Linked DNA regions of Homo sapiens: region 1 is linked to region 2. Evidence: read pairs that join two places in POLR2A ChIA-PET (ENCODE). Cell type or tissue: IMR-90. All regions are shown on one strand. Each heading gives the region's core, and the rest is flanking DNA. Links, peaks and the distances in the headings are about the cores only.

What was found. Peaks named below come from ENCODE experiments on the same cell type or tissue, not always from the same donor. Only the 100,000 strongest peaks of a DNase experiment are listed, where the experiment ranks them.
Region 1: POLR2A ChIA-PET joins it to region 2 with 13 read pairs; 2 of 35 experiments call an interaction of 5 or more read pairs at or near these places.

Annotation. Positions count from the first base shown.
Region 1 is chr15:60,916,811-60,932,315 of GRCh38, reverse strand. All of the region lies in intron 1 of RORA (RAR related orphan receptor A), which reads left to right. Among named protein-coding and RNA genes, the nearest start is that of RORA-AS4, 160 kb to the right of the region's middle. RefSeq lists enhancers at 1-371, 15,371-15,480. In IMR-90, for the core only: no CTCF peak of the experiment used is centred there; no DNase peak of the experiment used is centred there.
Region 2 is chr15:61,028,058-61,043,562 of GRCh38, reverse strand. The region is part of intron 1 of RORA (RAR related orphan receptor A); the gene reads left to right. It overlaps LOC107984805 (a long non-coding RNA gene), which reads left to right. Exons shown (of 3, transcript XR_007064660.1): 2 at 2,429-8,724. Among named protein-coding and RNA genes, the nearest start is that of RORA, 190 kb to the left of the region's middle. In IMR-90, for the core only: no CTCF peak of the experiment used is centred there; a DNase peak (open chromatin) is centred at 8,692; H3K27ac peaks cover 433 bases.

The DNA.
Region 1 (15,505 bases), core at 4,322-12,321, 110 kb after region 2:
TGAGTTTACAAGACACTGCCTTGGAATCTGGTCCAAGGCAGCTGCTCATGGCATCTCCATTTCTTCTTTGAGAAGCTTTACTGCTTCTCAAGCAACCCCACCTTCTCAGGTCCCTCAGATTTTCCCCTCATTAGTAATCTTGGACATTTCAAATACCATGAATTCTTTCTACTCCAAAGGATTGGTTTTCAAGGTGAATTCAAAGACATTGATACTGCTTGTTATTCCAAATAGAAGTTGCCCATCTCCCTCCAGTATAGGATCTTCATTTAAAAAAAAAAACTCTTGATTCAATATTTTTCTAGATATTGCTTTGAGAATTCAGGATTAGAATTGGTACCATAATCAATTCTAGACCCTAATTTCTGGCATTTCATTATGTTTAGCTGCAGTGCCAAGTTGAGGCAATGGCTTAACATGGCTCCCTGACATGGTGTTAATATTGAAGGAATCAATATTTAGCTGGAGAAATGAATATTTAGCTGGAGAACTCAGCCAACTGTTTTGAGTCTGAGCTATCAGCCTCATAAGGCAGAAGAGCTTAGGGAGAAGGCTGAGGTTTTTGCCAGACCATGTCCCATCTCTTCCTGCCCTTACATTTGCTTATGAGGTCCTCACAGTGGCTGGTGGCCTATAAGGGGGCCCTTCTGTAGAACTCTGTGTGTGCCAGAAGAGGCAGCTTTGGCCCTGTGCAAGACACTCTGGAGCATTAAGTCTTGGCATCAGCCATGCAACTCTTGATACCAGTGCCTGTTTTCTAGAGGCAAAATAAGGACACTTCATGAGAAGAAAGGAGTAATCAAATGTCGGAGACTTGAAAGACTGCAGGAGTCTGGGAGATTGGCAGGGCTTAGCTCTGGAAGCTGAAGCCAGGCCTCTTCTCTCTTCAGCTATTCCTCCTGCAGCTATGAGTTGGGATTCTGCTTCCCCATGGAGCCAGAGGAGTGAGTAAGGAAGAGTGCTTGGGCAGGGAGGGGCTGTTCGTGGGTGGCAGGGCATCCAGTGGAGGCCTGTAGGCTGCCCTTCACTTCTGGGACAGGGGCTTTGTGCCTCTGGGCAGTGAACAGCCTACCTCCCAATGTGCCTCCGTGCCTCCTACTCCTGTAAGCCTGCCTGGCCCCACTTATGGACCTGGAGCCTATCTGCTGCTCTAGGCAGACTCACCTTCTCTTTCCCAGGTGGAATTTTCTCACAGACAGGGAGTTCTTCCCCAGACCCTGGACCAGTCACTCTTCCATGTGGTCTTCCCCCTCTTCCCCCTGCCATTTAAAATACACATTTAAGGGGTAAGTCCCTCTCATAACACTGTAGAAAGGGAACACCTACACCCTTTTACCCTCAGAGAACAGACCACTTTCTGTTTTTCAAGGGCCACTTTTATCCTTAAGCAAGACGTAAGAGGCCTCATATAGGCAGATGTGAGGCCATTTCATTTTAGAACATACTGGTTTTGCCCCACCAGGGTCGGTCTCTTGGCTCAGAGATAAATGATTGGGAATCTCTGCTCACGGACCTCAAAGTCTACAGGTGAGCAGATGAGCAGGTGATGACAGTCACCACATACAAAGTGTAACCACAGAGGTGGGTCCCATCTCAACAGGGCAGACAGTGGGAAACCTACCTTGGACACTTCAAGGAAGGAATTCAGAAGTCTAACTTCCTTCAGTGAATTGGGCATAATGAGCTACAAGGCTGTTGCATTAATTCCAAAGTGGGAAGGGAATGGCTGGTGTCCGGAAGTGTTCACATCTGCTAGGGGAGGCTGAGGACTCCTGGCACTTTGCATCTATAGGTGTTTTCTACAGCTTCATAGTGGGCCACCTGGTGTTGGGTCACTTGTATATTTGTCTTCCCTCCCTGTATTGGGAGACCATATGTAATTCTCAAAGATGCCTCCCACCGTCCCACATGGAAGGCACTTAAGAAATTGGATCTTTCTGTCTCTCGGCTTATATAGACCTTGAGAATGGAGGTGGGAGGATATGCTCCTCCCTCTTCCTGTTTAGAAATGACTAAATAGGGCACACTCCAGGGACTTGGAGTATTTCTTAGCTGGAAAATAGGGTAGAGTAGGAGGAGACTGGCATATCAGGTCTTATGTTGAGCTTTTTCGTCTGTATCTACTATGCAGAATGATGGGCTAGAGCTCTACCATCTAAAATGGTAGCCGCTAGCCACATGGCTATATAAATTTCAATAAATTAAAATTAAATACTATTAAGAAATTCCATTCCTCTCTCACACTAGCCAAATTTCAAGGGCCCAACAGCCACAAGAGACTAGTGGCTGCAGTATTAAGTAACACAAATAGAGAGCATTTCCATCATTGCAGAAAGTTCAGAGGCATGCACCAGAGACTCTAAGCAGCACGTGTTGATCCAAAATGTGCTCCATAAACCATATGCGTCTGAAGGCAAGAACAGAGGCGAGCTTGTCAAAATACACATTCCTGGGCTCCTCCCTAGACTTCCCAGGTCCGTATCTCTGGGGGCTGGAGGGGAGGCCTGGGAATCAGTATTTTAGCAAGCACTCCCAGATGGCTATTATGCAAACTCACACTTCAGGATGAGCACTCCAAGGGAAGCCAGAAGTTGAAGAGCGAAGCGGGAAAACCTCCTGATATGGCGATTCTGGGCATATCAGATGTCTTGTAGCACTTTCTACTCCACTGTAAGATTTCCCAACCAAACATTTTCAAGAGAATGCGACTGGAGCCTCCAGACTGACAGCTAAGTGCGCATCTCAGTAAAGTCCTGGCTGTTCTTCCATCAAGTAGTAAAAACTGAAGAAAGTGGCTGTCCTAGCATTATCTCCTTCTCGCCTTTTGCAGAACCAGGAGGATGGAAATAACCTCGTTGCTCCCCTTGAGTGTGTTTGAATCACAAGTACCTTCCCTCTAACATAAATTTATTTCCCGCTGCCTTCCTCTCAACAAAGACCAGCCAGTGATGAATACCAGACTTCATAGCTTATTTGTCAAAGCAGCACACCTGTGAGGATTCCTGTGAAAGATAAATTTTGATAGGGGGAGGGAGGGCTGGAGGAGGAGGGACCTGGCCAGGAATAAATCTTAACATGTTGCACCAGACTGTGAATGAGCGCTTGCCTCACAAAGCTTGCCGTCTTGACAAGGTATGATAAATTACCCTCTTTGTTGACACCTTCATTGGGTTATTTATGGCTCATTAATTGAACCAAAAAGGGGCCTTGTAGACCCAGCAGGGGCACCATACAATGCTCCTCCAATGGACCCAGCTCAAAGAAAAGAACAAAGGAGGGAAGAGTGGGAGCGGGGCACACAAGTGTGTCTGCTCCTTGGCTTGAGACACTCTTCACCAAACAATTCAAGATTAAAAAAAGAAGAAGAAGAAAGAAAGAAAAGAAAAAAACCCTTTGGAAGCTCAGGTAAACCTCTCTGGGGATGATTAGCTGTACACCTGGTGCCCCAGCCTGTATGCTGTCTGGCACCTTCCAGAGGAGCCTGTGCCTAGAGCTCTGTGCATTATTGCCAGCATTACTTTAGACTTGCCTGGAGAGTCAGCATGGCACAGTGGAAACCATCAGAAGCTCCCAGCACAGTCCTAACTCTCCCATGAACATGCTGTGGGACTTTAGGGCGGTCACTTTGTCTCTCTGAGCTTCAGATGCCTTCCTTGTGAAATGAGGGAGTCGAATTGGACAAACTCAGAGTCTTTTTCAGTTCTAAGGGGTATAAGAAAACGAAAAACAGCTTTTCTTTTCACTGCCCATTGTATTAGTTTAACCTCTCCACTTCTGATTATTACTTAGTCTATTCATTTGGCAAGTAGTGTTTACTGAGGTCCTACCATGTATTAGGTTCCAAGGGGAAGGCAGGCATACTGAGCGCGAATGCTTTTGTTGTTGGCTTCCACGAGCTTCCCGCCTAGAATGTTGGTTGTGTTTTCAGGAGCTGATTAGCACTTCCTGTTTTAGTTAATCCTTAAATTAAGTAGTTACAGGATAGTCCCTTGGAAGAAACCCTCATTTACTTGACAATAAAGGAACATGAAGTATTTCCAGCTGTTGTGTGTGAAAGATTATTTCTTCAGGGTGCCACTGTGGTCCATGAATATGTTGCAAAAGGCTCATGTGAGATGCAGGGGAGTCTGAATTTTGTCCTGGAGTCTATGAGGAACATTTAAAGGGATTTATTCAGGGAAAAGATATGGGCAGGGCAGTTCAGTGTTCCAGAGAGATTCTCTAGTGCCAGGGAATGTGACCTGGAGAAGATGGGAGGATGGGAGGAAAATCTTGCTTGATGACTGTTGCAGTAGTCCAAACAAGAGAAAGCACGGGCCCCAAACAAGGGCATGGCTGTGAGGAAGGTGAGGAGAAAACAGGGCTGGAAGACTGTGGTTCTAATCCAGACACTGTCAATAGCCAACTTGAATTATTTTCTCCAGAATGAGTATCCTGCTCTATAAAATGAGAACATCGGACTGAATGGTCTCAAAATCTGACGCTTGCATTCTGCAGGGATTAGGTTTTTCAGTGTTTTTTGTTTGTTTGTTTGTTTGTTTTGAGACAGAGTCTTCCTCTGTCACCCAGGCTGGAGTGCAGTGGTGTGATCTTGGCTCATTGCAACCTCCACCTCTCAGGTTCAAGTGATTCTCATGCCTCAGCCTTCCCAGTAGCTGGGATTACAGATGTGCACCACCACACCCAGCTAATTTTTTGTATTTTTAGTAGAGATGGGGTTTCACCATGTTGGCTAGGCTGGACTTGAACTCCTGACCTCAAGTGATCCACCCACCTCTACCTCCCAAAGTGCTGGGACTACAGGCATGAGCCACCACAGTCAGACGGTTTTCAGGTTTTTATGTTCCCCTGTAGTTAGAAGTAGGAAGGAAGAGGAAGCTGCAAAGACTATATTCGAAATTGAAAGAAGTGTTATTTAATAATGGTTGGAATGTTCATCAGCTACTTACTGCCAAGTATATGGCTGGGTCCTGGGAAGTGAACATTACAGATGACAGTAGGACACATCCTTTGCCTCCATTCCATATCGCATAGGATAGAGCTTCCTTAGGACTCTCACTTTGTAGAATCCCCATTTTGCTTCACGTATTGGTTACCTGGCAGCTAGTAGGGAACTGGTCCACATGTGTTGAGCACTTCCTATCTGGTCAGAGAGGTGGGAAGGATGTGTGTGACTAGCGTGCACCTGCTTAGAAATTCATTTCAACTGTTTGGAGAGATCTCCACTCTTTTTCCCTTCCAAGGCTTCCAATAAAATTATTTTTTATTTCAAAATGATAATAATTTTTTCCTGATATCAACAACACACTTATCATGAAGTGTTCCAACTGTAAAGAAAAATAGGAAGCACAGAGGAAAATTTACCCCAAATCTCAAGAGCCAGGTAGTAAATTAAAACTTCCATGAGGATCCTTCCAGTCATCTCTCTCTGTACAGTCTATCTGGATGTACTTACATACATGGATTAATTACATCATATAGACAGTTTTATTTAGTCAATGATATAGTAGCTTGTGGACATCTTTTGTGATATTTTTATGCGTCATGTTTATGATGCGGGATATTTCATTCATCAGTAAATCATAATGTATTCAGCTGATATGTAGTAATAGACATTTAGTTTGTTCCCAGCTTTTCTCTTATAAACGAGACTAAGGAGCATCCATGTGCATATATATTTGTGCATTTCTCAAATGATCTCCTAGAAATGAAGCTGCAGAGGCAAAGTATATGCACATTTTAAAGTTTGCAGCATATTATAGCCAAATACCCTCTCTGAGAAGATGTACCACTGTGCTTAAAATGTCATTCGATGTTCTGTTTCACTGGGAAGTCAATGCACCCAAGGTTGGGGTTGAGCAAGATGGGGGCTGGGATAACTCTATAATCTACCCAGTGACTCGGTCTCCAAGTACTGCTGAGTCCATGGGCCTGTTGGGGAGTGTGAGACTTTGGCAAGGGCTTATGGAAAGCTGTAGACAGCCAGGTGTCAGCTGATGCCAGGTCAGATAGGGTGCCTTCCAGGTTCTGCTGCAGGTGCCTTCCAGGTTATGCTCCAGGTTCTGTTCCAAATGTCATTGGATTGAGGGACTTTTGGCTTTCGAATAGCTGTGTGTCACTATATGCACAAGCTTATAAGAAATGCAGATATGGAGATGCCTCCAAAACCATAGATGTATACCTGTCATGAATGTTACCATCTCCAGGCCCTGATGCAATCTTTTCTGGCCCCTCATATAGCAGCCTTGTATCCTAGTTGTTCAAGAGCAGTTCTCATTCAATCTACTCTATCCTCCCACCTTCAGGGGTGCCTCCAATCATGTCAGACCATGCAGGCCAGATATGGCCTCAGCATTTTTGGTCACCATGTGATGTGTTAAGAGTTTAATTCCCACCAACCGTTGTGTTTCCACTCATCGTAAGCACAGAATTTCCACCCATTTATTCATCACCCATTCCTTCAACAGATACTTCAAAGTACCTGCATTATTACAGGCACTGTCCTGAGTACCAGCAGAACACAAAAATGGACAGAAACGTACAGGTTCGTGGCATCTGGGCAGGAAGGAATTCTGATAGTCCTTGGATTCCACACCCTCATGCTTCCAGTGAAGAAACGGAAGCCCAGAAAGGCAAAGTGCTCAGCCGCCAATGGCCGGTCTGATGATCATTCACTGTATCAGGCATGCAGTGCATTTCTGAGTGAGCTGTGGGGCTGCTGGGCCAAAGCTCCATGACAGCCCCGCTGGGGATTCCCTGACTCCCCTCTGAGGACAGCCAGTCCACAGGGGCGAGAGTCTTTACAACTGGGCCTACAGACAATGTATTGTTAGTACTGTGGGATCAGACAGGTGGAGGAGAAACAGAGTAGGGCTCTGTGGCCCCAAACAATATGTGTAACTCAACATCTCTTGGCTGGTCTTACTGGTCCAGCCTGTCTCCTTTCAGTTTGAATATGGGGACATTTCAAATATTCTCTTCGAAGCCAATCCCATTTAGAGAAGATAGATAGTCTGAAGGTGACAACTTCTGAGCTGGGAGAGGTTCCAGCACCAAGAAACTGACAACTTTCAAAAAATGCCATTGAGAGAGCAGTCTACACCTGTGGCTGCAGCAAGGGTCCGCCTGTCAGGATGTGATAAGGAGGCACTTCCTCAATTGTTAGAGTACCTTTATTTTATTTTATTTTATTTTATTTTATTTTATTTTATTTTATTTTATTAATTTATTTATTTTTGAGACAGAAGCTTGCTCTGTCACCCAGGCTGGAATGCAGTGACCCAATCTCAGCTCACTGCAACCTCTGCCTCCTGGGTTCAAGGGATTCTCTTGCTTCAGCCTCCCAAGTAGCTGGAACTACAGGCATGTGCCACCACGCACAGCTAATTTTTGTATTTTTAGTAGAGATGGGGTTTCACCACGTTGGCCAGGCTGGTCTCGAACTCCTGACCTCAAGTGATCTTCCCACCTCGGCCTCCCAAAGTGCTGGGATTACAGGCATGAGCCACTGTGCCTGGCCTGATTACCTTTAAATCCTTGGAAATGGTAATGTGTCCTATCAATAATCACTCCTCATATCTCTATGGTTGTTATAGTTCACAGTATTTCCACCACATGGCCTGGCTGCCTCCACGCACCGCCCTGTGGTTTAGTGCTTCACGACTTAATTTTCCTGTGTATTCGTGCTTTACTGATTAATGAGGAATCTGAGGATAGAAAGGGCCAGTGACTTATCCAAGGACAAGAATTTCTATTCCATTACAGATACAATAGAATTACATTAAATCGGATGAGCAGAAGTATGATTACAGGCACGTAAGAAATATATTCACTTATAAATATATGAAAAGATCTAGAAGGCTCTAAAATTTTAAAGGACTATAGTATGTGTAACTTTAGTTTTCTTCTTTGTTCAAATCTGTTTCTATATTTTTAGACTATAAGCGTATATTAGCGGCAGTGATACAATAAGAACATTTCTTAAAAGTAGAAGAGTACTCCTCTCAGTTGTGTGCTTAGTTTTAAATGAGTGAAAAAGTACTGAATAAATGTAACTCAACCCCTTCCTTCCGTTCTCCCAGCACCTATATTGGTCACATCTTCTGCCTCAGAAAAGTTGTCAGCTAACACCTTCAGGAGATAAGTTGTCAACAAGCTGAAAGTCAGAGTTCTTTTCTTGAATGGAATGCTACACATGGGGTATGGGATAGAGGGCAGGAGAGAGGAGAGCAAGTGCCAAGGTGAGTTTCACCCACTTGGGAAGTTTTCAGTGGGCTGGCCCTTTCTGGACCCACCTCTGCCAGTGCTCACCCCTTAAAACACACTGCCCCGTGCTCACACATGATCATGGTCAGTCATCGTAGCTCTGCCCACAGCAGGGCCAGGCATGGACTAAGGGGGAAAGAGAAGGCTTCTGAGCCCTTGCCCACTCCAGCTTCCAGCACAACTTAGCAGAACCACAGCTAGCACATGGCAAGCCCTATGGTGAGTTAGAGGGGAGGGTTTTTTCCTGGCTCTTCTGGGTGGGGTTGTTGCCACTGTGATCTGTAGTGGGAACATAAATGACACAGAAGGTATGGGGCAACGGGAAAAACAAAGTTTTGTTGCTGTGGAGCGTTCGGAAAGGCCTCAGTAATTTGTTTAGCAATTAGTCTTTAGATATAAGTCACTAGGTGGATCAACACAGCAAAGCAGTAAGTAAGCACATTTTAGGATTATGTGCCTTTTTTAAAAAGACTTGGGAGAGACCCTAGAAATCATCGGAAGCCCACGGAAGTTGGTGCCTTGACTCAAGTGACTCTGAGTGTCAGGGGCCTAGATGACCTCAGGTCTCCAGCTTCCCGTCCAGTGCTTTCGTCACAGCCTCTTTTCACTCTCATCTGTTCATTTATCCCACATACATTTGTTTGAGGGCCCACTATGTGCCAGGTGCTGTGCTGGGATGTGGAATACACAGATGAATAAAATGAAGGCCCTTTGTTCGGGAGTGGGGGGACTCATGATCTCCTTAGAGGAAGCAGAAGCATTAGCTGGTTGTTTAATAAAACGTGGTAAGAACTTCTAGATGCATGCAATCCAGGAGACAATCTGTTTTTTTAAGGAATCAGCACAAGGTAAAATACTGCTTAGGCATGTGATCCGGCCTTTGTTCAGACTTCAGAGGACGGCATCCTGTGTGCAAGATGAAAACGACAGCTTCTTTGGGCAGTGCTGAAAGAGCAGAGAGAAAAGATACAAAGTGCAAAAAGTGGGTCCTGTCTGCTTTACTTTCACCTTAATTTGGGCGGTATGTTTATTTGAGGATCTTAAAATGCTTCTTTCATACACACAGTGACACCAGATATCACACCTTGTCTGTCTTCCCGGAAATACCCCTTACAGAATCTCTTCTGCATATATGTGTGACAATAGTATCTGCTCTGCCATTTGTATTCACAGTCTTGTGTTAAAGGGTCTTTCCTTTATAGTATTAGATGTAGTTTTGACAGTGACAGCAACCATCCATGGTTCTAAAGAATTCAGAAGAGTGTTACAGACAGAAACTCTGGGTGTTTTTAGGAAGCTTCATGACAATACCCTTTTTTCTCTCCTCACAAAGTATTATGTGATTGGTGGCCAAAGTCATAAACAGCTTTCCTATCTATTGACTCTGTGATTTGTTAAGACATTGAATTAATTAAGAATGAAGAAATGCATACTAAGTATACCTTGTTTGGATCTTGATTTGAGCAAAACAGTTGTGAAAATATATTTATGAGTTAGGAAAACTGGACAAGAAATAGGATAGTAGCAGTAGTCTTTAATGATCATGGATGTGAGTATCTTCTTAAAGAGACTTTATTTTTAGAGCAGTTTGAGGTTCACAGAAAGATTGAACAGAAATTACAAAGAGCTTCCACATACCCCTTCCCCCCACTCTCCCACTATGAATATCCCCCACCAGAGTGGCACATTTGTTATAATCAATGAACCAACATCATTATCACCCAAATTGCATAGTTTATGTTAGGGTTCACTCTTGGTGTTGTGCCTTCTACAGGTTTGGACAAATTTATAAACACATGTATCTACCATGATAGTATTATACAGAACAGTTTCACTGCCCTCAAAATCCTCTGTGCTCCACCTATTCACCCTTCCCTCCCCCAAGCCCCAACAACCACTGATCTTTTTAAATTATGTTTTCTAAAAGAGTTATTTCTCAGAGATGCAAACTGATGTATATATGCAAAAACAAGCATATATCTGTAGACTGTGCATATATTTTTTAACGGTTGGGGAGACAGATGCAGATAAAACAAAATTGGCCATAGGCTGATAATTATTGAAGCTCAGTGACGGGGTCCATGGGGGTCTGTTATAGTATTCTCTTTAGTTTTGTGTATATTCAATATTGTCCATCACATTTTTAAAATTTTAAAAATGAATGACCATATATTGAGCACCTACCATGTGTGAGGTTCAGTGCTAGGTGTTTTATACACAGCTTCTTATTAGATCCTCACAGCAGCCCTGTTAGTGAACTGTATTATGCTGGTTTCGCAGATGAGGAAGATGTAGCGTAAAGGTAAAGTGAATTCCAAAAGCCACATGGTGAGTGGCAGAGATGGGAATTGAACCCTGTTTTTTCTTTAATTGTATTGGAGCATAACACATACAAAGAAATGTGCACAGATCATATTTGTGCAGCTCAATGAATTTGTAGGTGAACACATCGCCTATACCCACATAAAGAAATGGAATAGGATCAGCATCTCCAAAACCACCTCATGACCTTGCCAGTCACTACCCTTCCTCAGAGGTAACCACTGTCTTGACTTCTAGCACCTTAGATGACTTTTGCATATATTTTGAACCTCATTTAAATTGAATCATGTGCTATGTACTCTTTTATGGACGGCTTCTTCTGCCTAACATTCTGTGCATAGAATTTGTCCATGTTGATGCCTGCAATGGGTCTTTCCTTTTCATTGCTATGTAGTGTTCCACGGTAGAAATGTGCCATGATTGATCCATTCTGTTAGGGATGGAATTAGTGGTATTTCCATTTTGGGGTTTTTATGAATAGTGGCTCTGTGAATATTCTTATACATGTCCTCAGGTGGATATAAGTATGGATTTCTGTTGGATATATCCTGGCAGTGGAATTGCAGGGGCATGGGGTAGGCATATGTGAACCAGGAGCTCCAGTTTTCTTTCTATCACCCATTTGTCTCTACAAATAGGTTAAGAAATTAACCACTTTATGTGATTAGTTCTATAAGACTGGAGAATAACACAGGGTCTTAGGAGGCTATGAGGTAGAACCAAGACTGCAATTTAGGCCTTGATATTCTGGTCCTGGGTTGATCATGAGCCCCAAGGCCCAATCCAGACCTTCAAGGCTTCATAAATCTTCCTTGAAGTGAGTTTAATGCAAGAAAAGAACTCCACTGAGGTGTCCTGCATCTGTAGTTTTACACAATAGCATGTCATTTCAGGACACCAAAAGTCATCTCACAGAGAGAAACATGAACATAATTGTTTAAACTATCAGCAAATGGAAAAATGTTATGAAGATTTCAATAAAATTCATCTTCACATTTGGTGTACCTGAAGATTTGTCAATATTATAGCAATGGTCTCATCACAGTTTCATCTTTGAGGATGAACAATATCTATTGTAATAGCTCGCTGTTAACTATGAACCCATGGTATGTAGGCTTCTCCCTGGGGTATGTGGTAATCCACATCTGTCATATCTTAGTGCCCAGCCTGTTGTTCCTAGCACCCAGTTTGGGTACTGGTAAAGCTTGGTGACTTTAGGCCTAAGAGAGACCTAAAATGGGTGGCCTACTGACAGTTCCAGGTGACAGCCATGGTCTGAGGATGTGGGTGATATGATAGGAAAAAATGTGGGCTTCACATACAAATGGGCATAGGTTCAAATCCCAGATCTACTTATTCTTTGACGTTGAAAACATTACTTAATTCTGAGTCTGCTTCTTTAAGACAAAGATGATGAGATTAGCCTTAGAGAAATATTAGAGAAAGGTTAACTTAGATGATAGAGGTGGAAGATAAAATGGCTGATTCGTAGATAGAAACATAGATACTTAGATATATAGATAGATACATAGATAGATGCATACATAATTCCAAGGTCTCCGGAAGCTTTCTTTTCTGCCTCCAAGTCCTTTGGATGTTTGGTTAGTGGGGTGAGATAGTGCTGCTGAAGCTGTGAGGGAGCTGATAAAGGAAGAGGCCTCTTCTCTTTCCTATTCCTTTCCACTAAAACTGAGCCTTCTTCCCCTTCTCCTTCGTATGCAGTTAGCACAGTGGAGTGTGTGATCCTTCCTGGCTCTTCTGTACGTTCTATAAGATTTTATTTCCTGCATGGTTGAACACCAAGCATGAAGATTATTATTTGTTTATTTGTTATTGATTAGTTGACAGCCCTACCTGCATCCAGAAATTTTATACTAAAAACATAGGTACAAAAAGATCAAAACAATATATAAAACAAAAGCAGATATCAGGCAAAAGAGAGGAAAAGAAAACCGTAATGAAAACTCCTACCTAAGGAAAAGATGGATTTTTCAGCTTCCTAGCAGCTAGAGGAAAAGGGAATCAGTGTGGACTTCAGATTTCTCATTATCTATTAGTAGGGGGGCATTGCAGGTCAGGAGGTGCAAATGTCTGCCTGCTCTTGACCAGTGAAAGGAATGTGATACAGGAGTCTTTGTATAGGTGCCGTAATCAGGTAAAAAATATGTATTTAAATATCCCAGAGTAGCCTCTATAATGGATGCAGAGGCACTCCCTATATAGGTATTATCTATAGTAGCCTAGTCTCAATTTTGAGGCATCAACAACTCCTCCCTCATGAAGGAATTGCATTATGGAAAATCACTCGGAGGTGGCCTGTGTGGGCTCCAGGCCTGGCTCTGCCATTTATCTGCTTTGTGACATTGGACCATACCTTCCTTCACCCCTGCTGGGCCCTGGGCTTCTCCTCTATTAAACGAGGGGTCTCCTGCAGTTCTAAGAGCTAAAGTTTCTCTTATTCTTCATATGCCAGGCACCCCGTTGTGTGGGTTTCTCCTCCCCATGCCCAGTGATATCCAGTGAGAATCAATAGCAAGAGCAACCTCAGAGGATAGTCAACTCAAGGGGATGTGGAGGAAAAGCCAAGGAGGCCACTGTTGCCAAGAAATACAGTCTGGAGACCAGTTTTGTATTTGGGGGCAGGGTGGTTCATGCCTAGTGCATATTATATAAGCCGCATGTCTTTTCGTAGCATCATAAGTAGATGGAACCTACCACCTCCTCTGCTTCTGCCTTCCTTATATTCTCTTGGTCCCCACAGAGCAGAGGACAGGCAGTCATTCAGTCTCCTGGGTTTCGTACCCCTTAGCTCAAGCACGGGCTTTCTGAGCTTCCTTACTCTCTGCCTAACAAGTTGGTAATTCCTGGCTGTACCCTGGCTCAACAGACCTGAAGACTAGCCTGGTACAGCTCAGGGCCTGCACCCTTTGCTCAAGCTCACACATCTCTTTCTGCTCCCTCCCTGTCACCAAGGCACCCCAGACATGCCCAGAAACAGGACAAACCTGCACAACTACATTCTTCACCTGCCAGAAGAAGAAAAAAAATATTTCTGATATCTCCAAGGTTCCTGCTTTTCTGTCAATTGGGAATGAAAAGATAAAGTCCCTTTCATAACAACATTTTCTTACAAAGCCACAACTAATCATGTCATTAATGGGTAATTCCAAGGTAGCTAGTTGTTGGTAATCATGCATCTCCAAAGTGCCCAGTTTCTACATGGCAATTCCAATCGTAATTACCATGAAATTATATAACTGCAAATTATCCTGCCGTGTGAGTGGTGTAAATAAATACGTACCTGCTCTGTGATAATAAACATGAATGACATGGTTAGTTAATTAGTAGCCACTGGAAATTCACTAATGGCCTACCAAACCAGTAACTTTCTCCTGAAGAGGGAAGAAGATTGTTGATGTTTGTTCAGTTTGGCTTAATCAAGGCTTTAGTGAAGGCATTGATACTGCCTGCTCTTTGTTTTCTCATGGTTCCTTGAATCTGGAAAGTGAGGCTCTGTTAAGTTAGCAACCAGGACTTTCCAAAGACATTAAGTCCCACACACTAGTTATATGACTTGGGGATGGTGCTTAATCCTTCTGAGCCTCAAATTCCTTCTCTGTAAAATGGGAGTGATGCCAACTTGATGGCAATGCATACCTCCTGGGGTTGTCGAAAGGATTAGATGAGGTTACGTACAGGGACACATGGTATAAACTCTCCAAGGTTTGCTGTTACTGGCTGAGAATGGGAAGAAAGCCCAGCTTCACAGGCCATCCCACTTTTGTGCTCAGAGGGCTGCGTCTGATTCAGTTGGGTGTGAAGCACTATAGCAGAGACGCTGTCACGCTTTGTCACTTGAGGGTGGCAGATTGAACCCAGCACTGAACTCTTACCACTTTCCAAAGGGAGATTATAACTCCACTTCCATCAGGAAATAAGGGCCGATGCTTCAGATGCGTGAGGGAAAGGGATTACACGCAAAGAAACTTAACTCCTGAGAGATTATATTCTCAGCCCTTGCCTTTAACTGGTAAATAAATCAGCCAAGAGTACACTGACCAGGAAAAACACCAGTTATGCAATGCGAGGGCTCTGGCCCAGCAAACACAGCTGCCCCTCGGCCGACGTTTCCCTACTTTCTCCCAGATAGAGCTGCTCGTGGATGCCTCGTCAGTTAGGAAAATTCCAGAGGGAAAAAGTGGGACAGCACCCAGCAGTTTCCCGGGAGTGTCTAGGCTAGGCTCGTAGAACTTTCAAAAATAAGACCAAGAAAGGCCACTTTCCTTACGACAGAAAACTAACGCTGTTACTCTCCTTACATAAGGGCTGCACCTTGACACACAGAAAGCTACTTTCAGGGATGATAGATTTATATTCCAAAGGGCTACTAAACTTGTAACCATAGTAACAAACAAAGCTATTACATAAAATGGCTTTGCCACGTAAAAGCAATAATTATATTAACCAGATGGGAGGAAAAAGGAGAAGGAAGTCTGATCAATGTGGAAGGCACCAGTAAATTGGATTGAAAATGCATGACATTTTCCTAAATTACATCTGTTTGGGGAGGCGGGTAGGTGCCCAAGGCTGAAGAGCTGTGATGAAGTTGGGTCCAGGCCCCACCAGGTGGCAGTATGCAGAAGTTGTTGAAGCAGCTCCTCTGTTGAGGGTTTTGGGCTCTGGAAGCCGGATACTTCTTCAAGGCTTGATTTGAAAGCACCACCCCCTCCCATCACCAGTGCGATGGGGAATTTCCCTGTCAACACTAACAGTGTAGAACTGGCCCAAATTAGACTTTATTAAGAAGGATGTTGGTTGAGAAATATTCTAGTTGCAATAAGCAATGTATGCTAAGCGAAACATCAGCATGTTCTGATTAGGCCCTGAGTGTGTGATACAGATCAGGGCTCACCGTGCA
Region 2 (15,505 bases), core at 3,768-11,767:
AATTAGCTCTGATGTCCAGGTATTTAAAAATTACTCTATTAGAGTAATACATTCTGAAATAGCGTTTAAGGGCTGGTCTAGTGACAGTAGAAAACATTTATGTAGCACTTCTTGGTTATGTTTTTAACCTTCTCTCATTTCATTTTTACAAAGTTCTTGACAGGTAAGTATTTTCTGGAGGAGGCAAAAGGACTGAACTGGAGTTCTCATCTGTGAGATGAGGAGTTGGGAGGCATGGATCTCTCCAGTCCAATTTGTCCTGTACTCTGTCATCTGTGGTTGACTTGTGCATTTGAATGTCCAGGCCCTGTGGGTTAGAGTGTTAGCTCTGAGGTTAAGTTACCTAGATTGGACGTGGGGCAGAATGTTTGCCCTCTGTAAATATCTGTTTTTCCATCTCTAAAATGGGAATGATAATTGCACCCACCACCTAGGGCTGAGATAGCATTAGATGAGATCATCTGTGTAAAACGCTTTTTAAGTTCTTAGAAGTCTTCCCATCACCATCATCGCCATTGTCATCGCCATGTCCATCACTCTCAGCCTGCTGTCTGTGTCTGACTGCAGTTATAAACAATGTGAGCAGGATGAAGGATATGCATAAACTTGCCCTTGCTCAGTTTCTCTGCTATCCACATACCCCAGTGCACTCTTTGATGCATTGCTTTAGAAGGGGAGAGTCTGGGTGTCTTTGCTACTGTTTCTATTTCCGTAAGAAAAATGGCCCATGAAGAAACTTAAAAACTGCAAGTTTGAATTTCTCCAGGCAGGCAAAAATGAGGTAAATAAAGTAAAGGACTTGGCTGGCAATTCCCAAAGAAGCAGGCTATGGAGGGACGAGGTCCCGAGTAGGTAGGAAGGCTTATCGAGAGAAGCTGCTGGTTCATGCACTGGCATCATCCGCTATTGAGTTATCTTGTGTCCGCTCAGCCAGCTAAGCACAAATTAATCTCTCATGGCTGACCAATTACGTACAGTCTTTTGTGAGAAAACAAGTTAAAAGAAATGCATTAGGTAAAGAAAGGGCTAGCAGCTCTTGAGGTGGGAGGAGGGTGGGCTCACACAGTGTTAGAAAGCATTTAACTACACATCCGTACTCCAGCGGGTAGTATCAGAATGTGTCTGAAAGTAACGATATCTAATTGTGTGTTTGTGTGTTTGTGTGTATGTGTGTGTGTGTGTATTTATTCATTAGGACTAGGGTGACCAGGCACCCTTGCCATCTTGGAACAGTTCCAGGTTACCACTGTTGTCCCTGGATAATTATTGATAGCACCTTCTTTCATGGTTTGGACAATAAATTATATGGTCACCTTAATTAAGACCACATAGCCTATCTGTATATATAACAAATACACATGATTTGTCATGCTTGGAAAAGTCTAATAGGCTATTGTTGAGGTATGCCTTTTTTGTTTTCTCTAGAAACATAAAATCAAAGTTGTATTCCGGAAAGGATTTAGCCTTTGGAAAAAGGCCAACCTAGACGCTATTGTAGAGAATGGCTGAGTGTGGTAGTTAAGAGACGAGGGTCTGATGCTGATCACGCAGGTTCCAGCCCCAGCTCTGCTATGTATCAGCTGTGACTCCTTGGGCAAGTTATTTAACCTCTCTGTGTTTGTTCTGTGACCTCTGAAAAGGGCATAGAGGTACCTACCTCATAAGATTAAAAGGAGGATTCAATGAATTAATAGTTAACACACATGAAACTGACTGACGTTAAGTCCTTAGTAAATATTTGCTATTACTTTAGTCCCAGCTTTATTGTTCATTAGCTGTTGGGGCATGGGGATGAACCTCTCTGAGCCCTATTTCCCTCATCTATAAAATGAACATACTAGCTGGGCATGGTGGCTCGCGCCTGTAATTCCAGCACTTTGGGAATGTGAGGCAGGAAGATCCCTTAAGCCCAGGAGTTCGAGGCTGCAGTGAGCTATGATTGTGCCAGTGCACTCCAGCCTGGATGACAAAGTGAGAGCTGTCTCTAAAATAAATAAAGTAAATAAATGAATAAAATAAAATGAACCAATGAATTTCCACCCCCTGGAAATATAATAAGCTTCAAATGAGATAAAATATGAAGAGTTTAGTGTGGCGCCTGGTTGTCAATGGATGCTCGACAAATGTTAATTTCTCCTCCTTTTCTTACTGCCTTCCTTCCTGCTTTCCTCCTTTTTTCTAATAGGATGGAAAGCACCTCTGATAGCTCATTGAATTCATCTCTCCTCCAGTTTGCTTGTTTCATGGAAGATTTAAAGTTGTTTTCTGTGACGTCACTGGCATGAGGCTGTGAAACCTACCAGTGAGATAAGTTAAGCTTCCTAAGGGTTACCTCTGTCATCTGCATGATGCAGAAAGACTGTGAGCCTGGGATGTGTGTAGTGATGACAGGCAAAGAGAGTTTTAAAAGTTGTCTTAATTTTTACAGGCTTCTGGAGGATCTGTTGCTGATTGCACTGGTGAGTTTTGGGTTTTTTTTCCATCTCCCCATTCCTGACTGTCTCCCCTATGGTTCACCCAATGTCTATGAGTTATTTTAGCTTCCAGTAATATTTCCATTTCAGTCAAAACAACAATGAAATAAGCCTGGCAAAGAAAAATCTATATGATAGCTGGTTTTACAAAGGAAGGCATAATTACAAAATACTATAGTTGCTTTTGGTTTCTGTGGGGTCAACAACACCTAACCAAGAGTTTTATCAATAAAAACAACCTTTGAAAAAATGAGTGATTATTGATTATGACTATAAAGTATAGATCTTTTGAAGTATCTGCATTCATTCAGCCTCCAGATGGATGAGTTTTTACTTGTCTGTAATCCATCCATCCATCCTTTCATTCATTTTATTTATTCGATGAATATTTTTAAGTGCTTTGTGCCAGGTACTGTGACACGTTCAGGGGATGAAATGGCAAAAAAAGAACTGTATTTGTCCTCATAGGGTGTACGGTCTACCTAGTGTACACATCACATGCTTGTCATCATTTAAACACACTCCAAGACTCATCAAATGTCCTGAAATGCATCAGAAAAAGAAAAAAAAATAAAGCCCGGAAGGAAATGGAGGGAAAAGATCAGTATTACATGTAGAAACAGGCAAAAAGCTTTATATCAATGTTTTGCGAGAAGATAAAATAGGTATCGTGAGCTGAGGTCAGGCAAGCAGACTAGAGAAATGAAGCAAGCATTTCATGTGAAAGCTTCCAAACTGTTCTTTTTGCAATTACTAGTTTTAGCTCAAGCCTGAACCCATATTCTTGCTTTGCTTTTTCACCTCATTTGCCTTAGACAAATTCTGATGGGATGTATTAGTGTCCCATATACCACCTACCTATTTAAGATAAAGCCTACTTACAGCTAATAGAAAGTGGCACTATAATGTATATTTCATATATTTTATATATATATATATATATATATATATATATATATATATATATATATATATCAAAGCTTGTGATCATAGCCATTAGAATTATGTTCTTGTAATATGGGTGATACACACAATTTACGAAGTTGGAATGTTTGGGGAGGAATGTAATTGGAAAACTACCATCAACAAAATGGCCCAAATTCTTTACCAAATAGCATTAGTTAACCAATGTTTTCTAACACTGATTGGCAAAGAAAGTGCATCAGAATTACCTGGGTCCTTTGTTAAAAAGGCAGATTCCTGGGCCCAGCCTCACCTGCTGAATGAAAATGTCTGGAGGTGGGATCTGGGGATTTGCATTTTTAACAGATTTGGTAAGTTCCCATGCACATTGAAGTTTGCAAACTATCAAGCTGGTCCATCTATTTTTTTTTTTTTTTTTTTGAGACAGAGTCTCACTCTGTCGCCCAGGCTGGAGTACAGTGGTGCAATCTTGGCTCACTGTAACGTCCACCTCCCAGGTTCAAGTGATTCGCCTGCCTCAGCTTCCTGAGTAGCTGGGATTACAGGTGTGCACCACCACACCCAGCTAATTTTTGTATTTTCTTAGTAGAGACAGGTTTCACCATGTTGGTCAGGCTGGTCTCGAACTCCTGACCTCGTGATCTGCCTGCCTCGAACTCATGACCTCGTGATCTGCCTGCCTCGGCCTCCCAACCATCTGTTTTACCAAGGAAGAATGTGAACCTCAGCCTCAGAGAACTGTCTCTGAGAAATGGACAAAGCAATAATGCAGTAAAAAGAAAAAAGAAAGAAACCAGACACCTTTCAGATTCTTCACAATTCCCAAATGCCAACATTTCTAACATTTGAGGTTGACAAGAGCCCAACTGTATTTTGCCAGATTTTTCCCCTCAAATTTTACCTCCCTCTCCCAAGCATTTTTAGGGAATTCAGTCCATGTGTTCTTGATAGTCCTGCACTAAACTTATCGAAAATGTCATTTTGTAACAGTGATTTGGTTGCCCTGTAGTGTTTCAAAATCTTTTGTTCCTCCTTAGAAACCAGAAGTTGTACTTGGCCAAGGACGAGCTAACCCCAAACAGCAAGAGGTTTGAGTTGGCTCCAAAGCACAAGCCTCACAAATATCCCGTGAGTCTCCCACAGGCTTGGGGCTCTCTGTTTAGAATTAGAACCTAATCTTCAAATATCCCTTTACCCTCTTGCCTCAAAAAGGAAGGCAGTGAAGAGCAGCAGCAAGGCATCCTGGATGAGCACTGGAAGGGGAGAATGCTCATGTTTTAGTCGTGGGCTTTCCACCAGTTAGCTGTGCAGCTTTGGGCAGATACTTGAACTTCTCTGGTGCTCTGTTTCTTCATGTTTAAATGAGAGGATTAAACTGTATGACTTTTGGGTCGAAAGTACGTCTCTGCCATCAGTATCATAACAATTATTGAAATTGCTGCCTAGAATCTTCCGCTACCACAGTGTATTTTGATTGGACTGTTTATTGCCTTAGCAAACACAATGCAGTGCTGTGTCTTTGGCATCTTGCCAGGAAAGATGAGCCAATTTTCTCGTGTTGCTTCTGGATGTCAAAACATTCTCATCTGACCATGCCACAGAAGAAGTTTGTTGAGAGTGTGACTGACTGACATAATGACTGATTGGCTGATAACGGCAGCTGACAGTGATTGATTGAGTGTAAAATTATCTGTTCTCATTACTTCTGAAATTGAATTCAGATTGGTTCTATTGGAGGGTTTCCATGGAGACCATAACCTGCTATAGCAAGTGTTTGTGGATGCAATGTTTTATTGTGATCAATACCTGTTTCCTCTGCTGGTCCAAAGAAATTATTAATGATTATAGTCAAGTAGAAAGAGGCAACCATATATAAGAAGAAAAAAACTCTCATATTTTGTCTCATTGCTACATAAAACAAATGTGGGCCTTCCCAGACTTGCGCTTTGGCTAACTAGTTCATAATACGTTCGATAACTTGCCATTCTTCTTTTGCTATTAATGCAGAGGGTTTGCTTTGGAAAAAAGAAAAGTATTTCTAGGACTCTTTCTCTCTTTGAAGAAGATCAGAATAATAGACGAATGTTCATACTTGGTTTTTTTTTAAATGCGATGTTACAGAAACAACAAACATTTAATCAAATCTTAAACACACCCATGTTAATGCAGAGACAGAGATGGTCCCTCAGGCTTTTTCTGGGTTGTTTCCATGAATGATAAAGTCATTAAACAATTTCATAGGCTTGCCTTATTGATCTCTCACAATGGCATGCTATGTCTGCTCTTCAGGAAAGCCTTTCCTGACTGCCCCCATCAGAGTTAATTACTACTTACTCTGTGTTCGCATGGCCTTCTTCCATCTTCTATTATAGCATTCATCTCAGGCCACCTTGCCTTACAATTACTTGTATCTCTTTTTCCCACTAGATTATGACCTCCTTGAGGACAGGGTGATTTTCTTGTTGCTCTTTGTATTATCCTCAGCATCTAGGTGAATCTCTGATACATCACAAGGGTTCAATAAATGCTCATTGAATTGAATTAACTGGATCTGCATTCCAAGGTCATCTCTTCCTAGACTGGTGTTGAATGGGATTCCCATGAAGTGAGGCAGCAGAGTGCGTGCTTGCTGGTTCTGTTGCTTTGTCTCCTGCCCTGTGGCTGCGTCTGTGCCCAAGAGGATTGTTAGGATATATTGTGCTACAGGAGATTGATATTGTATAGGATGTCTGTACAGCTTATAGACTGGTGCTGACCGTACTGAAATGATGGTGGGAGGATACCTAATAAGGATTCTATTTTATGCTTAGCTGTATTCATTCATTGGTTTGGTTGGAATCTGCTTCAGCGTACTTCCTCTACCCAAATTTGGCTCATTAGCTGAAATCACTTTGGGATGAATCCACTGTTAATAGTGGCTAACATTTTTCATGCACTTACGACATGTCTGGCACAGTACTAAGTACTTTACATATTTTTCAATTCTTACACATTGCTCCCATTATCCCATTTTGAAGATAAGGAGACTGAAGCACAGAGTGTTTATTTCCTAAGGTCACACAGCTAGGAAGTAGAGGAGCTAGGATTTGAATTCCTATAGTCTAGCTTCCTACCCCATTCTTAAGCTATCTACCCTGTTGCCGCCTGACAAAAGTGTGTTTCAAAATTTAATTCCTGAACTGACTGCATCAAAATCCCCTGTAGTGTTTGTTAAAAGTGAAGATACCCCAAGACCTACTGATTCAGGTTGTTTTCACCGAGGCCAGCAAATCTGCACCAACATGTTTTATTCTGTTCTGTACCTCAAGCTTTGATGCTGCTTTGTTTTCTTGTTTTGGGAGAAGGGCAGGGGTGGGGGTGGAGGCAAGCGAGTCCAATACTACAACTTTAGAAATCTCTGCTCTAGGGTGAACACTCTCTTTGAGACTTCTAAATTAAAGTCAAGTCTTTTGGATTTTTGTTTCTTTGTACTGCCTAACTTTAGAAAGACCTGGAAGCGGTAACATGAAAACATTTTTAGAGAGAATTACCAGGCATTTTTGGTAGAATGAGTGTTTAATGGAACAGTCCAGAGAACTCATCAAAGATGTTTATTAAAACGCGCAGACCTGCTCCAATTAAGGGCCCAGTCAGTGGTGTTAACAGTGAAGGGACTGTTCCAGAGGCGTGCTGCACGGGACGCCCACCCCAAATACAAATGGTTTGCCAGTAGCTCACAAATGAACCCCATTGCCTTGCACTTAAGCTTCCTGAAGCACATACATATCCTGCTTTGTGCTTTCCGCCCTATAGTAAACGCAAACCAATGGAGATGTGAAGCAATCTAATAGCAACAAGGCAAACCTCTACTTCCTCTAAAGAGGATTGCATCCTCTTGCTATCTTTGCCGATGCTCTCCTACAGACCCATCCCTGTCATGTCTTTCCTGTCTTTCTAGTAGAATTCTGGCTGCTCCCGTAGGACCTCCTTGCGGGAATTTTCCCTGGTTGCTGCCTCCAAGGAGAGGCTCCCCACCAGAAAGTTTTAAGAGGCTTATGCTTCTGGGGTTAATGCGGTCCTTTCTGTCACCTTGTTTTCTGTTCCTAGTTATCTTTCGGTAACTTTTTTCCTAAACTACTCTGAAAGGCATAGACTGTCTCTTGAAAGCTCATCTGTTCTTAACCCCTTTCCCTCATTCCACTGACTGCAGCATCTTCCACATACCATTCCCTCTTAGCATTTATGTCCATGTCATGCTTTTGTTGGTTTATTTGTGTATTTTCTGCTTCCCACCATTAGATCATTTGTAGAATTAATGAATGCCTATGGGTTAATAGATTTTTCGCTGTATCCTCTTTTCTCTGTATCTCTCTGCCCAGTTGCTTAGAAATGCTTCTGTTTGTGTATTTGTATCCACCTTCTTTGGGGAGAGTTATGACCCTGGTCCTTATGCCATCAGTGGTATTGCAATTTTGTATGTAGCATGACCATTTTTAAAAATGACATTTCATAGTGAGTGATTCAGACACCTATCATTCAGCTTACCTGCCGGGGCCCTCCAAAATGAGCAGAAGGCCTCTGTCTCATTCTAGAAGCTTGAAGGTCTCCACGTGGTTTGCCCAGGGGCCCACAACCTCCCTGCAGTCCAGGAGTGCTCCCATTAACCCCAGCTGTGTGATTCAGACCAGATTCTTAGGACTTTTTAAGTGAAATGGGACAGAAAATTGCTTGATGTATTTTGCCACATGAAGTACATTTTGCTGCCGCTTAGTTCTTTATTGTCGTTAGATTAAAAACTCTCCTAACGTTGTGTGGGTAAGTAAAAATCTTTTTATTTTTATCTGGTATGTTTTGAAAAAAAGGAAAAAAGAAACTAGACATTGTCAAAATATTTGCTTAATCTTGCAGATTTGGGAAGTTGTATAGCCACTCGCTCTGACAGACCAGAACAATGGTCATTAAATGAGAAGCAGATGTAATAAAGTATGCAGTAAAAGCCTTCTATTATGGGCTGGAAGGGGAAAAAAATGAGTTGTTAACAGAACACAGTAAGCATTATGGAATAAATCAGAACAAAACCATTCCCAATTACTGTACAAAGATAATTAAAGTCTACAATGCTAATTAAGGTCTGTTTATATCTATTTCTGTTTGTGTACAAACATATGCGCATAGTTAAATATTTTCCATTGTTTTTTATGTGATGCTAACTTCATAGTTGAATTTTTCTGAATTTAACTTTTGTTTTTATGTTACCAGGAAGTACAATCTCCAGAAAACTGAAACTCCAGCTTTTCCTCCTTGATCGTAGCTTATTTTTCTTGGCTAACTTCAGAAAATTCTTCAAGTATGTAACACTACTTCCTTGAGTGGATTTTTTTTTTTTTTTTTTTTTTTGGTCTGTGATGTTTTTAGTGGAATCAACCAGGGTTCCCAGCCCCCACTATTAAAAAGAAAAAAGATTTTTTTTTTCCTTGAACTTGACCAACATGCACAATTATAGTCACACATCAGAGTTACACAGGATTACAAAATGTCTTTTGGATATAAATCTCAAATAAATTCAAACTTGAAGAAAAAGAAATTGGTAAATAATCCTCCCTACTGGCAGTTCCCCAGGGTTTTCTTCACAGACTATAAATATCACATAAATATTCCCTGACCTGTAAGCTATAACTTTTGGATGGATGTCAATGGTTTTTTAACAGGGAATAACAATGAACTGTAATTGTCGTTCAGAAGTGATCAGTTAAACAATTAGAAAGGCAACAGCTTTCAACTAAGATCCAGGAATAGCCTCTATATAGACTGACTCAAGCAGTCTGAGAAACGTAAGAAAATCACTTTGTGCCACCAAATAAATCAAGAATGACATTTTTAAAAGAAAATGCTAGATACTCCTTTTTTCCTTCTTTCAAACCCACCTGCTTCCTCTTTTTCCCCCTTAGTTTCAGTCCATCAAGGATTTTATATAGCTGCAATTTCAACACATTTCTTCCTTCTAGGATTAAACTGAAACAAAAAGAGCCTGTGTATGATACAGAACTTTAACAGTCTTTAAATAGCTTTGGCAAGCCTTCATTCTAGACCAGGACTGTCCAATTGAACTATAATGGAAGTGGCATATGTAATTTTAAATTTCCTAGTAACTACCTTAAAATGAATAAAAATAAATAGGTGAAATTAAGTTTGATAATGCAGCTTATTTAACGTAACATATCCAAAATATTTTGGTTTCAACATGTAACCAATATAAAATAATAGTTAATAAGATTTTTTTTTTTGAGACATGGTCTCACTATGTTGCCCAGCTGGTCTCAAAGTTCTGGGCTCAAGGAATCTTCCCACCTCAATCTCCCAAGTAGTCGGGACTATAGGCATGCACCACCATGCCTGGCTTGTTGATAAGATATTTTACATCCCTGTTTTCATACTAAATCTGGAAAATCTGGTGTATGTATGCACTTTACAGCACATCTCAATTCAGACTGGCCACATTTCATATGTGCAAAAGCCATGTGGGTTGGTGGCGACCAAATTGGACACCATAGCAAGTAAATAATACTTGAATAAGAACCACTATTAAGTTAATAAAATCTGTAGGCTTGAGTGTCTTATTTATATGGAGCTACTATCTAGGTCAATTTGGAGATAAAGAATGAATCACCCTCTGTCTCTCACTTGGTTGGTGATGGATTTGGAGAAAGAAAATGGCAGGAGGTCTTAACAAATTTGAAGGGTCCCACTGAGAGCAAAACTGGTTTTTGTTTTTTTTTTCAGAATAAAGCTATAAATTTGGGGCTCTTGAGTTTTGCTTGCAAGTGAGGACTGAACTGGAAGCATTGTTGGGGAGAATTAGTCCTCTCTGAACAATCTGAGAACAGAGGGAACATTTGGACTAAAGGAAAACTCAGCAGCACTCTCCCCTGATTGCCTGAGGCAGCTCTTGCCTCATGGAAGACCCGCTTTGCCTCTCCTGTTTGTTTTGTAGCCATAGACTGGAGCCTAAATTTGTTCCAAGCTCAGTGATCAACATGCACAAACTCCTTGGGGTATAGCCAAGAGAGCGTGGACTTTTATAATCTGATAGCCTTTGGTTTGAACAGCTGGGTGACTTGGAGCAAATTGCAGATCTGAATCTGTTCCCCGCTCTGTAAAACAGGAAAGGCAATGCCTACCTCGCAGAGTTGTTTGAGGAGTAAGTATCATAAAGTATTTAAAGCACCTGGCAAAGTGCCTGACACATAGTAGGCAGTCAATAAATTATAGCTATTATCATAATATAAATGTATACGCATGTAATATTTATATAGACATAGGTAATAAGAAAGGATTCCTTATTTTATTATTGTTCCAAATTGCTGCTGTGGCCTTATGCAGAAGGATCCCCTGTACTGCTCTTTGACCCATAAATGAAAACTAGTTTCCTAGTTTATGATCTTGTATGAAGATAATTCTTGCTGAAGCCAGGGCAGGAATAGGTAGATGTCTGGGCTGTGTTAGAAAACTCTTAAGCATTTGTTAGACTTAACTTTGGCCTCTTTTCATTGTTTTCAAAATGACTTTAGTTGTGAATGTAAAATGTTTCTAATATCCACCCTTGGTCCAACCTGGGTGTGTGATTACACTCCATATGATTGTCATGTGAAAAGGTGAAGTGGGCAATTTTGGTCTACTCCGTTGATCAAATATAGAAGTTCTTGATTTTTACCTCTTAGTGGCTTATAGTTTGAAAACCAACTTTTAATTTTTTCTCTTCTCTAATTCACTTTCAAGGTTGTGAGTTTAGCCAAATTTCATATGACTCAGTCTCATGCCCAGAAGGGCACTATTTGCAGGATTCTACTTGATTTGTGTATTGGGGGAGATATACCATTCTTCTTCAGTTCAACACTTCTGGCTTTAAATTACATTTGGGTCACATTTTATAGCTTTCTAAGGGATCTGTACAAATGGTAACCACAACTGGTAAAATGTGATGTAAGCTACTTGGAAGGGTTTTCTTTGGAATCCTACGTAATTTCAAGTACTCTGCATGTAATTTTGCTAGCCAGTCAATTAACTGAAGTGTTCTTCATGGGTAGAGCATGTGCTGAATTTGACATACATGCTTACGTGCAATAAGTCCCTTTCACAGTGTACTTCCCTTGTGACACAAAAAGACACTATTTTGAGACAAACCCTATCAGGTAATCAGCGATAAAATGACCATCCTTGGCAGATTAGGTAGGAGGAACATATATCTTCCAACTCTTCAGAAGAGAAGTAAGTGATAATGAAAACAAAATTATGAACAGTTTTACATAGTACACATGAACTTCTATATATAGTCTTTTGCATAAGAAGAGTCTCTAACCATTCCTGTGGTTCTTCTGTCATCCTCTCCATTTGCCCATCGTCGTGGAACAAGTAATAGCAGATTTATCCTTCCACGTCTTTCTCTTTGCTAATACAGATGTACATATGCATGGATACACATTTATAGGGAGTTCCTCTCTTTTTGGTGTGGAAATAGCATCATACCATGCATATTTTTTTCCACTGAACAGTACATCTGGCATACCTCTAAAAGTCAGTAGATATAGTTGTAACCCTTATCCTCCCCCAACCACCAATTTGCCAAGAAGAACTTTAACTACTTCATACATGTATGTCTAGAACATACACACAACCACATAGTACAAAACTTCAGCAACAATATCCCAGGAAGTTAGTTGCTTGCTGAGCTAAGTCAAGTCCTGGTTCAAATATGCATCTCAGGAAAACCAGACCAAGAGTGTTACCACTTGGTATATAATAGAAAAGAAATAATGCAAATAAATAAACTGGAGGCATAATCTCTTTTGAGCATTATAGATCCCAGATGAAGACGTGTGAAATAAAGGCATCCTTCACCTAGAGATCTGAAAAGAAAATAAATATAAATTACACTTTCATAAGTATCCCATTGTTTCACAAAATTTGGTATTCAAAAGGAATTTTTCTTTATATCATAATTGAGTTTCAGCTAGCTAATAATACTTTTGGATTTGATATTTTTATGCCGTTGTTTCTCTTACCCCTTTCTACTGCTCAAATCTTGTCAAGAGAGTGACAATTTGTAAATAAATTCAGTTTAGTTCAGTTAAACAGTTACTGATGTCAACTGTTTTGGTCTTGAAGTACTTGAATAATGATATTTTAAATAACCTGGGTTTTTTAATTAAAATGAAATATACATGTGTATGTGTGCATATGCATATTTTTTATACACACATATACATATACATAAACTGACTTTCATAGTTTTGTGAGTTTTAAACTATATTTTTCTAATATCCTTCACAATCATTTGCGTTTTTCTCAAAATTAATGGGGAAGAGATACTATAAAGTATAGCTTATCTTTTATTAGAAATAAACTTGCTTAGTAAGTTGGATATACACGCAACCTTAAAAATCTGTTTTAGATGCTACATTTTTTTCAGTTCTCGAATGTGCTTAAAAGTCACGGCATTGTTTTGTTCATAATCACCATCCTGTTATGGGCCCCAAATATGCTTGGCAATCTTCTAATTCTCTGATTGACTCATTTTCTCACACAACATGACAACTGTTTTAAATTTCTTCTCAAACTTCCTGTGCTTCAACTCTTCCTTCTCAGGACCTGTGCACCATGGATTATTCCTTCTCTTCTAAAACCCACTCTACCTCTCACATGGGTCATGCCCACTGGCTTACAGAAAAGTAACAAGACTAGTACAGATAAACTTAATTTTCTTCTCAATCATCTGAGAATAAGTTGCCAACCTCATGCCCCAATACCTGGAATACTTTAGTGTGTAATCCCTGTATACAAGGATATTCTCCTGCATATACATAATACAACCATCAATATCAGCAAATTAGCACTGATACATTATAACCTTCAAATCCTTTGACCCCGTTCAAGTTTCACCCATTGTCTCAATCAGGTCCTTTATAGCCAAAGGTACTAGTTCAGAATCACCTATTACATCTAGTTGTCAGGTCTCTTTAGTTTCCTTTAATGTGAACACTTCCTTAGCGTTTCCTTGACTTCCATAACCTTGACACAGATGATGACTCTAGGTCAGTTACTTCATGGAATGACCATCACTTTGGGTTTGTCTTATGATGAGATTCCAATTATGCAGTTTCAGGCTATGAAGTGTCAGGGCTCCTCAGAGCTCAGTCTCAAGCCTTCCTGTCATCTCACTGGGGCAGGATCATGCGTACTTATGCCTCCACTTGTCTCTCTTTAGGTGAGCCACAGATCCCCATCTCAAGCCCAGGCCTCTCCAGTGAGCTCTGGAATCATTGCACCCACTGTCTTCCTCGTGGCCCTTTTTGGATACCAAAGGCTTTGATCTCCATGTCTAAAACCAGACTCATTGTCTCCCTCTGACATCTTGGGCCTCTTACAGTGTCCTGTCTCCCATGGGTGCCACCACTATCCATCTTGTTATAAAACATGAAAACAAGAATTCTTTCCCCTTCTTTACCCTCAGATCCAGTCTGTCACCCTGTCCTGTTGATTTAACATCTTACACATCTTTCTAATCTCTTCACTTCGGCCCATCCATGCTACCTCCACCTTTGCCTTGGACTTTTGCAGCCTCTCAACTGGCCTACACATAAGCTTTCCAACTCCCTCCCGTCTGTACTCCTTACTTTAGCCAGAATGATCTTTTCACAATGTAAATTCCATTGTGTCCTTTCCTCTTCCCTCCACCTCTTTCCTGCTTAAAGCCCTCCAGTGCCACCCATTGCATTTAGGATAAACAGAACATCAACATGGCTGGCAGGGCCCTGTGTGGATTTGCTCCTGCTTCCCTCCTCAGTCTCATCTCAGGCCTGATCCTCCCTGGCCTTTTTTTTCTGTCTTTCCAATGGTGCTCGTCATGTGTCCTCCAACCACACACAGGAGCTTTGCTCCTCAGCTTGTCATTTCCCTAGGCTTGCAGTATTTTCACATAGATTTATTGGGATATAATTCACAGACCATCTGGTTCGGGTTGGTGTTTAGATGTTTTTTTTTTTAATTCACAGACCTCACAATTCACCCATCTAGAGTGTATAATTCAGTGTTTTTAATATATTCACAGAGGTGTGCAACCATCACCACTATCTTACTTCAGACCATCAGTACTATCTTATTTCAGAATATATTCATCACCCCAAAAAGAAACCTGTATCCTCTAGCACTCACTCCCCATCATACCCACTAGCAGTCACTCTTCAGCCACCACCACCCTCACCACCACCATCCCTCCTGTTCTGGACAATTTATGTAAGTAGAATCATACAATACTGTGGCATCTTTCCCTTAACATAATGTTTTTGAGTTTCCTCTGCATTTTAGCGTGAATCAGTACTTCATTTCTTTTTATGATGGAATATATTTCATTGTATGGACAGACTATATTTTATTTGCCCACGCATCAGTTGATAGACATTTGGGCCAGCCTTTAAATATTGAATTCAGCATCACTTCCTCAGTGAACTTTCCTGACCTGCATGACTAGGCCAGATCCTGCTAGATAGGGTTACTGCACTGTGTCTGTCACCTTGCTAGCATTTGTCATGGTTGCAATTCTACTTTTGTTTGCTTGATTCTTGGCCTAATTTAATGCTGGTCTTTTCTAACAGACTGTAAACTAGAGGGGGCAGGTACTGTATCTGCTTTGACTCACCATGATATTCTAACACCTAACAAAGGGCCCCGCACATAGTAGGAGCTCATTAGATACTTGTTGAATGAATGAATCCTAATTTAGTTCATTAAAACCAGATTGTTTCTGGCAGTCTACTTATCTAGACCGTTTGTATGAATTTCCTTGGCATAGTCTCTATTGTGCTGGAGATAGGAAGGGCCCTCCATAAACCACTCAACTCCTCCTCATGCCCCCAGCATGCCTTTACCCGTTTGTGTATTTATTAATAGAATTCAGCATTTATTTTATATATTTATTGGAATTAAGTTGCAAAAATGTAGAAGTAACCATGATGGGCAAAAGCAGAGCAGGTCCTGATGTGAATACATTGTGAGCCAGAAGCAGAGCTGTCAAAATCCAGGTTACTGTCAGATGTGAAGAGGAATGGGATTCCCAGGGCAAGCTTTTGTCAGTA